2 separate regions of the Homo sapiens genome follow, and region 2 is linked to region 1. A link is a loop called in an ENCODE intact Hi-C map of the cell type or tissue named here. Cell type or tissue: PC-3. All regions are shown on one strand. Links, peaks and the distances in the headings refer to the core of each region. The heading gives the core; the rest is flanking DNA. Region 1 overlaps OFD1 (OFD1 centriole and centriolar satellite protein). Region 2 has its middle 95 kb from the start of GEMIN8.

Region 1 (4,400 bases), core at 77-4,076:
ACTTTTTATGTGCCAGATGCTTTCCCACACACTGAAGAGAAATGTTACCACATGGGCATAATGTCGTAGCACTGAGATATTATTCACTGATACACAAAACTCAGACTACAGAAAAGCCAAAGTTACCATAGTTGTCCATATTTTCCTTTCCCTATATCACTTTTTGCCTCACATAGTTAATTTTAGCTCTTTTGATTCTGGCTTTGCTGAATCTTGAAGGAATACAAGGCACATGTTCACTGACAAATACTATGACCACTAGTATAATTTATATATTGTCAGATAACCCCATCCTTCTGACTGTATGAGTGAGGTAGAGGAAAAGATAACTAAAAGTGGTTATAATTCCAATTTTACAGCTTATCAACTATGCAAGCTAAGCAAGTCACAAGGTGTCCTGAAAATTAAAGCAAATCACAGCCCACAATAAACGTTAGAGAAGCCATAAGAAGCGCAGAGGATGTGCTTCTCTGTATTTTTTTATTGTTGTTAATTTTTGAGATGGATTGTCACTGTCACGCAGGCTAGTAGAGTGCAGTAGCACAACTTCAGTTCACTGCAACGTCTGCCTCCCGGGTTCAAGTGATTCTCCTGCCTCAGCCTCCCCAGTAGCTGGGATTACAAGTGCCCACCACCACACCCAGCTAATTTTTGTATTTTTAGTAGAGATGGGGTTTCACCATGTTGGCTAGGCTGGTCTTGCACTCCTGACCTCAGGTGATCCGCCCACCTCAGCCTCCCAGAGTGCTGGGATTATAGGCATGAGCCACCACACCCGGCCCTTATCTTTTAAAAACTATCCTAACTCAAATGCAGGAAAGGATTGACTGTATCGATAAAACTATGTTTTTTTTTTTTCAAACACTAAAGTTTGCCTAAGTTACAGACTACTTTGTCAGTTTTTGTTATGTTTCTACCAATTTAATTTAAACATATTAGTTATTTAAAAATGCTAAACAATTACTTTAGAAGTTCATTCTTGAGCTTTCGGTCATAGGTCTCCTCAAAACTCTTTATATTCTGCTCCTGTCTCCTAAGTGCCTCAGTTATGCTTTTATGTTTTTCTTCCTGGAGCTTCTGGTTCCTGAAATTAACAAAAATATAAAAAGTAAATAAACTACCATAGCTGAGCTAACAAATTTAGGAAAAAATCACATGTGTCTAGTTCCACAGACTAAAACTGCTACATGATATCACTACTGGGAAGTAGAAGGAAAGAGCCAGAAGTCCTCAGTGTATTTTATGAACTGACCTAGTTACAGCATATTGAAACTAGCAGAATTGACTGTGCTTTGGGCTGAGGGGAGTGGGAGAGTCTCAAGAGGGAAGTGGTTTCTCACTGAAAATAAACACTCAAACAATGGTTATAGGTGATAAATAGCCAAAATCAATCCTGGGATGAAATAATGATATTATTAGTTACAAAGTAACAAATAAGTGTACTTATGTGCTTAAATCTTCTATAATGCTGTTTCTAACTGTGGGATTTAATTAATTAGTCCATACATATTCAAGGTACAATATGTGTTTTTGTCATTTAATAACCAATCAGCTTTAGCCAAGTGTGGTGGCCCGCACCTATAATCCCAGCTTTTCAGAAGGCTGAGGCAGGAGGATTGCTTGAGCCCAAGTGTTTGAGACCAGCCTGGGCAATACAGAGAGACACTGTGTCTTAAAAACAAAACAAAACAAACAAAAAACCCTATTGATTGAATATTGAAAAAAGTACCAAAAGAGAGGGCAAAAGATAGATGGATCAATCAGGGCTTCCAAATACTGAAGAATAGAATGGTCTTCATAGTGAGACTTTAAATCAACCATAGCACCAACTCCTTAGCCAGGGAGGTAGGTTCATGGGTGGTGAGATCCAGCCATCCTGAGAAGTGCTACAAAATGCTGACTAGTCTAAGAACAGGTAAAGGCTCTAGGTATTAGCTCCCTCTGCTGGTAATCTGGAAAGCCATGGAGAGGTAAACTACATTTATTTAGTTTATATGCTGAGAAGGAGGGAACAAGAGTAGAGAAAATGGAGGTAAAGGAATGATGAACTCTCTCTGCCCCAATTTTGTGCCTATTTCCTCTCTCTTGATCAATTTACCTTTTCATTATTGCCAAAAAGAGAGTAAGGTAGACAGAGAGTTGAAATCAAACAAATCAAGCCTATAGAAGTGAGAAAAAAACATTAATGGAGCCAAATTCTTTAATGAACTAAGATTCCTGGAGTATCTATGGGTGTCAATAGCAGATTCCCAAAGGAAGAGAAGGCTTATTGCACAAACTATAGACAGGTGAACTTGCCATCAATCCCAGGTAAGATCTCAAGGATGAAACATTTGTGAGCACTTAGAAACAGTGAGTAACAAAGAAATGGTTTCACCAAGTACAAGTCAAGTTGGACCACCATACTTCCTTTTCTGAGCACACAGCTGGTAAAAGCTGCAGGCCTGGATATATGGAATTCAGTTACTATACATACACACACGGAACTATCAGATCTGAGGGACTGAATGTAACTGCAAAACATACGATCTGTTCCAGTATTAACAGCTTCTCCAAATAATCTGTCTGGTCTTACTGTAGCCTGATGATAGCATCTCATTCGTCTTTTCATCTTAATGTTTAATATTTCAAAAACAAAACCCTAGTGTTTGTTCCTCTTAATTTGTACCTTCTAGGTGATATCCCCTTTACAAATAAGAACTCTACTTGGCAATGAACATTAGAATATTTAGATATATATTTAGTAATTCTTTTTAATCTCATCATTCTGAATATCCAAAATGAACATGCATTACTTACAATTCAAAAGCTTCAACTCTTTGCTTCAGCTCTGCTTCTCTTCCTCTTAGCAAATCCATATCTTTTAGTAAAAGTTGCCTTTGAGCATAAATTTCTTTTGTTTCAATCTGTATAGAAAAGCATTAATTTTTAGCAAGCAAGCTAATGAAAGCAAAACAGATTTGAATGAATATACTGCTTCCTACATTCCAAAAAGCAAAGTACAGACATTTAGGATAACAATTTCACCTTCAAGAGATTCCGACTCAAGGTATACTTTTTGCGTATTCTAGTTGCATAAAAATTTACTCCCCCAATGACTGTTAAACTACCATTACCCTACAGTCCTAACATGCCATGTGAAATTTATGCTATTTAGTTCTTTAACATCTCTCAGTCCCTTATCTAAAAAAATTTTTTTTTTTTTTTTTTTGAGACAGGGTCTCACTCTGTCACACAGGCTGGAGTGCAGTGGGGTGATCTTGGCTCACTGCAACCTCCACCTCCCAAGCTCAAGGGGTCCTCCCACCCCAGCCTACCGAGTAGCTGCAGGCACTACAGGCACACGCCACCAAGTCCGGCTGATTTTTTGTATTTTTGTAGAGATGGGGTTTTGCCATGCTGCCCAGGCTGGTGTCGAACTTCTGGACTCAAGCGATATGCCTGCCTTGGCTTCCCAAGGTGCTGGGACTACAAGCATGAGCCACCACACCTGGCGCCCTTACCTAAATTTTGGCAAGTTCCCCAGAAAGAAAAATTAAGCAAAATGTACATTCAGCAGTAAAACTCCAAAAGAATTGAATCCCCATGGTTTTTAGTGGTGGTGTCGTCTGAATGTTTCAGTTCACGGGTCATTCTGACTCAGAGTTAGCAAGCTCATATGAACTCCTAAAAGAATGGGCCATCCTTCCATTTGTGTGTTCACAGAGAAAGAATTTACTAACTACCTATGACATGTCAAGCAGCATACTGGGAACTGGATATAAAAAGGTAGACAGATATAGTCCTCATCTCTAAAGACCTCACAATTTAGTCAGGGAGTGAGAAACAATCACACTAAGATGTGATGATTTTGTAACTGAAGTACATAAAGACTGATGCAGGAATGAGGCCTAAATGGGTCGCTCAGTGGGAGTCAGGGACGGCATCACCCAGGTGACATCCAAGCTGGGTCTTGAAAGACACTATGGTTTTTATCAGGGAGAGAAGGGGATGGACAGTCCAGGTGAGGGAATAAAGACATGGTGCTTCTTATGAGGATGACAATCTTCTTCAAAGCCTTCAGATGATCAGATAAATAAACAGGGATCTAGTCAGTCACCTATCTTGAAGGTTGAAGTTATTAGTCTAAACACAATCCAATCATCTCAAAGATATGTGCTTCTGACATTCATTTTTATAGCTGAAGCAAACCCAATTCCCAGAAATGCTATACAAAATTTTAGAGGGGGTGCCCTTAGCATTAAACAACTAGGTCTTATTGAGAAGCCCCAGGCGAGAGTGGACACTAGGGGGAAGCATTCCTACTTTCAACATCTGACAGCAGTAGTTCTGGATGTATGTTGGAAATAGTGCTGTAAATCTAGTTTGGTCTAAGACACGCCCTTGGGAAAGGAATATGA
Region 2 (4,400 bases), core at 314-4,313, 190 kb before region 1:
GGGTTTTTCTCCTCCTGCTCCGTTATCTTTCTCTAGTGACAGACTCCAGCCACAAGCCACAAAGACTGTGAAGAGCATTCCTAACGAGGACGTCAGTGGGTTTAACCATTGCGAGTTAATGGTGAGGGCTTGGGAATTGCTTGCCCGCTCCTCCGCTTCCCCTAATCATTCATCCCCCTCTTTCACATTATCTTTGCTATTAATTGTGTGTGGGGGGGCGATAATTTTGTACGGATTAAAATTTTGGTGAGGAGTAAAGGGGGCACTTTTTTGCATTTCAAAGGAAGCTCAAATAATTTTCTGGTTTACATTTTTAAAAAATTTACTAGGTGATCAAAATATGAAAGGAGATAAGGCCCACCAAATCCAACAGGAAAATTTCTTTCTAAAAAGGCAAGAACTAGCATAAGATCCTTCTAGAAAGGGCAGAATCGAGTGGCCTGTAACTCAGGTTCCTACTTCTCTTAATGTCCCCCATGTGAGCAGTCAAACCATTCAACCTCCGTTTTAAATGAGGCTCATACACAAAATGAGGCTCAGAGGATGACTGCTACTCAGCCTGTGATCACTTTGGTGATAATTGCCACCAAAGATGTTACAGTTACGAACAAGTGTGGTATTGAGGAAAGCATCAACTACTTTTTCTGAAATCGTTATTTTAATTTAACGCTAGGCGTTTGGATTTGTACGTGGAATTATCACACGGGGACCTTCTCCAGAACAGCTTTCACAATACTTTGGACTGATTTAGGGGTAGGGTGGGCTTCATTTTTAAACAGGTGTGGAGTTGGGTGCAGTTCTCATGAAGCAAAGGCCCGAGCCAGAGACCTGTTCTTAAGGAAGTACTTTGTGTTTTGGACAATTGTTGGCTCCACATTTCAATTGCCAATTTATGTTAATTTGTGCATACTTCACTGGTTCTGGCAGTATCCTTGGTTTTGGTTTTAGTTTTTACATTAAAAAGAAAGTTCCCTTCATGTAAAAAAGGAAACATACTGATTTCCTTTGGTAGACTCTTAGTAAATACACCACAGGGCCATGAACTGGTTTTATTTTTCCAGATGTATTTAATTACCGTGCATCCTCTTATGAATGTTTTAATTGAAATGATTTAACGTTGGGAAAATTCTGACCATTGGCCCATTAAGTCGGGACTTTGGTTCTTAATACAATTAGTTCCTTAACCAGGATCAGTTAATTTACTGGTAAAATAGATGAGGTTTGTAGAAATAAAAGTCCCTTCAGACTCAAATTTTAAGGTATTTGCAATCTTTAACCTAAAAATAAAATAATGAGTAGTGGTGATATGTGTAATTTCACTTTTCATTACATCTTGAAAGAAAACATGGGTTTTTCATTGTTAAGCCAGTTTTTTTATAGCCTTAAGATGTAATTCACATATCATACAATTCACACGTTTAAGTATACAAGTCAGTGGTCTTCAGTATATTCAGATTTGTGCAGCCATCACTACTATCTAATGTTAGAACATTGTCATCAACCCCAAAAAGAAATCTTGTACCCATTTCGCAGTCACTCCTCATTCTCTTCTCCCCCCAGCCCCTGGCAAGCACTAACCTACTTTCTGTCTCTATGGATTTGCCTCTTCTGGAGGGTTCAGGTAAATGGAATGAGCCAATTGATGTCTGAAGTGTATTTGACTGTTCAGTAACTTTGGTCGTTTTGCACAATGAGATGTTGCTGTATTGTGTATGCAGTACGCTACCTAAATGAGTGTGTTGAAACTATTTCTCTGGCTGAAGGGTTCCATGTTTGGCTGCACATATTGTGAAGGTGAGTGAGAGTGCACACACACAGCACACAGACACACACACCCTTCAGTGTTAACTCTGGTTTTATCTGATAGGAACTTGCATTGCCCAACAGAATTTTGATTCTGTTACCTTGTTCATAGGCCTGAAGGCATAGCAATTAAGTGAATTCCATGTAATAACCTCTTATAAGGCATTTGTGGAATATCCAAGCTGCTTTAATATGGCTTATGTATCCAGAGAGAAATGCGGATTTTGTTTCTTTGCCTATAATTGTTTTATTTTTATTTATTTATCTTTTGGAGACAGGGTCTCACTCTGTCCATGCTGTACTGCAGTGGCCTGATGTAATAACTCACTGTGGCCTGGAACTCCTGGGCTGAAGCAGTCGTCCCACCTCAGCCTCCCAAGTAGCTGGGACTACAGGCATGTGTCACCATGCCCGATTAAGCTTTACAGTTTTTTTTTTTTTTTTTTTTTTGTAGAGATAGGGTATTTCTATGGTGCCCAAACTGGTCTCAAACTCCTGGCCTCAAGTGATCCTCCCTCCTCTGCTTCCCAAAGTGCTGGGATTACAGGCGTGAGCCACTGTGAGTGGCCAATTGCCTATCATTTTAAATGGAAACTGTATACGAAATGATCAGATACAACAAAATATTGAAATAATTGTTTCAACCCATTTTGTGGTAAGGAAGTTTTTATAAGGATTATGTATTTAAATGTCAATAATTTCACTAAATAGCATTATAAAAAATTTTGGTCTAGAGCAGTTCTTTTTAATATGTGTACAGATCATCTAGCGATCTTGTTAAAAAAGCAGTGTCTGATTCAGTGGGCCTGGGTGGGGCCTGAGTTTCTGCATTTGTAACAAGCTCCCAGTGGGTGCTCATGCTTCTGGTTCCTGGAGCCAGGAAGCAAAGAAGGCTGTTAAGCAGAGAGGCCCTGGTGCCTGCCCCAGCTTGCCCACTAGTTTGCTGTGTGATCGTGGGTAAATCATTTTCTCTTCATAATTTTAGTTGACTATAAAATAAAAGAATTTGATGAAATTATTTCTTTGGGTCTTTACAGGTCAACCAATATGTAATTTAGAAAAAAAGAAATGAGAGAGTAATGTTATGCTTGAAAACCACGAGAAAACAGCTCCCTGATGGTCTAAACACTACTTGAATGCATGAAGCCAGCATCAGAAGTGTCACCTGTAGTTGGGTTAAATGCTGGCATCTTCGATGTGCATGCTTCCAGTATGATTGGCTCTTCTCCAAGGGAACTGGTGGAGGAAGCTATAATGTTCTCCCTCTTTAACACTTCCAGCTTTGGCTTCTCCTGACCTCTTTTCCTTAAATCCCTTTCTTCCCCGACATCCAGGCTCAAGCCACCCTCAGAGGCTGCACTCAGAAAGAAGCACGCTGAAGACCCATACATGCAATGCTTGGTTCTGGAAGCTTGCTCAGGAATTCAGATGCAGTGGGAGACAAAAAGGAATGGAATCCTGCTGAATAACTGGGCAGGAAGTGATCCCAGAATATGCTAGCTTCCCTCCCTCTGAGTCTAAAGATCTAGTAAGGAGCCCACCCTTGGATCTTGGAGAGAGCTCCCTTTTAATATCGGGACACAAACCGACATTTTGAGTAAACCTCATAGTCGAATACCACGGAGTACTGTTTGTGACAAACAGGAAGTCATTAATTCTTTATTATATTTTTGCTCTACCGAAAGCTGTTGACCAAACCACCTGGCTTCTCCGAGAAAACCCTTATCTGCTACATCCAGGACCAAGCAGCTGGATGGTTTATTGAAAATGCCAAAGGGATCAATCATAAAACGTGCCACTTATGTAGCCTAAACATTTTGTTTAACTTTAAACATTAATTTGCTGATATTTTATTGTAGAGTCAAGGCCTTTGCTTTGAGTGCAAGGACCTGATTGGAGTTCCTAGAAGTCTTTCTTACATTAAATCACAGCCAAAATTCATTGGCTTCTGATTTTCAGCTTCAGATTCTTACATTAAAGTAGAATGAAAACCTAAAGGCATTGGGAACCAATCTCTGGGCAGAATCCCTTTATATCACCTACCCCACTCCCCTTAAACCTTTAAATTTGCCCGTACTTACTTTTGCAACTATTTTCTCAAGTGACTCATTTTTGTTAAGACTCTCCAAAGTAATCAACCTGGTTTTCAAAGAAAGGAAAAAACTCTCTCGTTTGGCACTCCTATTTTATTAGTTTATGTAATATCGAATTAAGTTTCATAATTCTAGTAACAAGTACAACTGGCATAAACAGGTTTGGGAACAAACACCACTGACTCTTCTTAAGTACACTACTTGGGGGAGAAGCAGTACATACATATATTGCAAAAGAGCCTACAACCCAAGTTCTGGACAATGATCAGTATGGTTTAGAAAAAGAATGGAGGATATGGGGTAAATGGGTGGGGTCCTTTAGGTAAACATTGGTAAGAGAGCATCTGCTATATTTTGAGCCATCATCATCCATTTAATAATTTTAACATGATGGCTGGCTTGTTAGTGTTTTTCATATGCTTCTTTCTGTTCAAATACCAAATTTGTCAAGAGCAGAAATCGTTTTATTCATTGTTATACCCCAATGTTCATTGGAATGATTGG

The links. Peaks named below come from ENCODE experiments on the same cell type or tissue, not always from the same donor. Only the 100,000 strongest peaks of a DNase experiment are listed, where the experiment ranks them.
Region 2: it touches region 1 in a loop (3-fold over the local background); 5 of 110 quality-filtered maps call a loop at or near these places.

The regions. Positions count from the first base shown.
Region 1 is chrX:13,747,933-13,752,332 of GRCh38, reverse strand. OFD1 (OFD1 centriole and centriolar satellite protein) reads right to left here. Exons shown (of 23, transcript NM_003611.3): 9 at 2,800-2,906; 10 at 965-1,084. Among named protein-coding and RNA genes, the nearest start is that of OFD1, 15 kb to the right of the region's middle. In PC-3, for the core only: CTCF peaks have their summits at 1,944 (motif pointing left) and 4,068; a DNase peak (open chromatin) is centred at 1,922; H3K27ac peaks cover 2,687 bases.
Region 2 is chrX:13,933,189-13,937,588 of GRCh38, reverse strand. It overlaps a transcript of GPM6B not described here. Among named protein-coding and RNA genes, the nearest start is that of GEMIN8, 95 kb to the left of the region's middle. In PC-3, for the core only: no CTCF peak of the experiment used is centred there; no DNase peak of the experiment used is centred there; H3K27ac peaks cover 965 bases.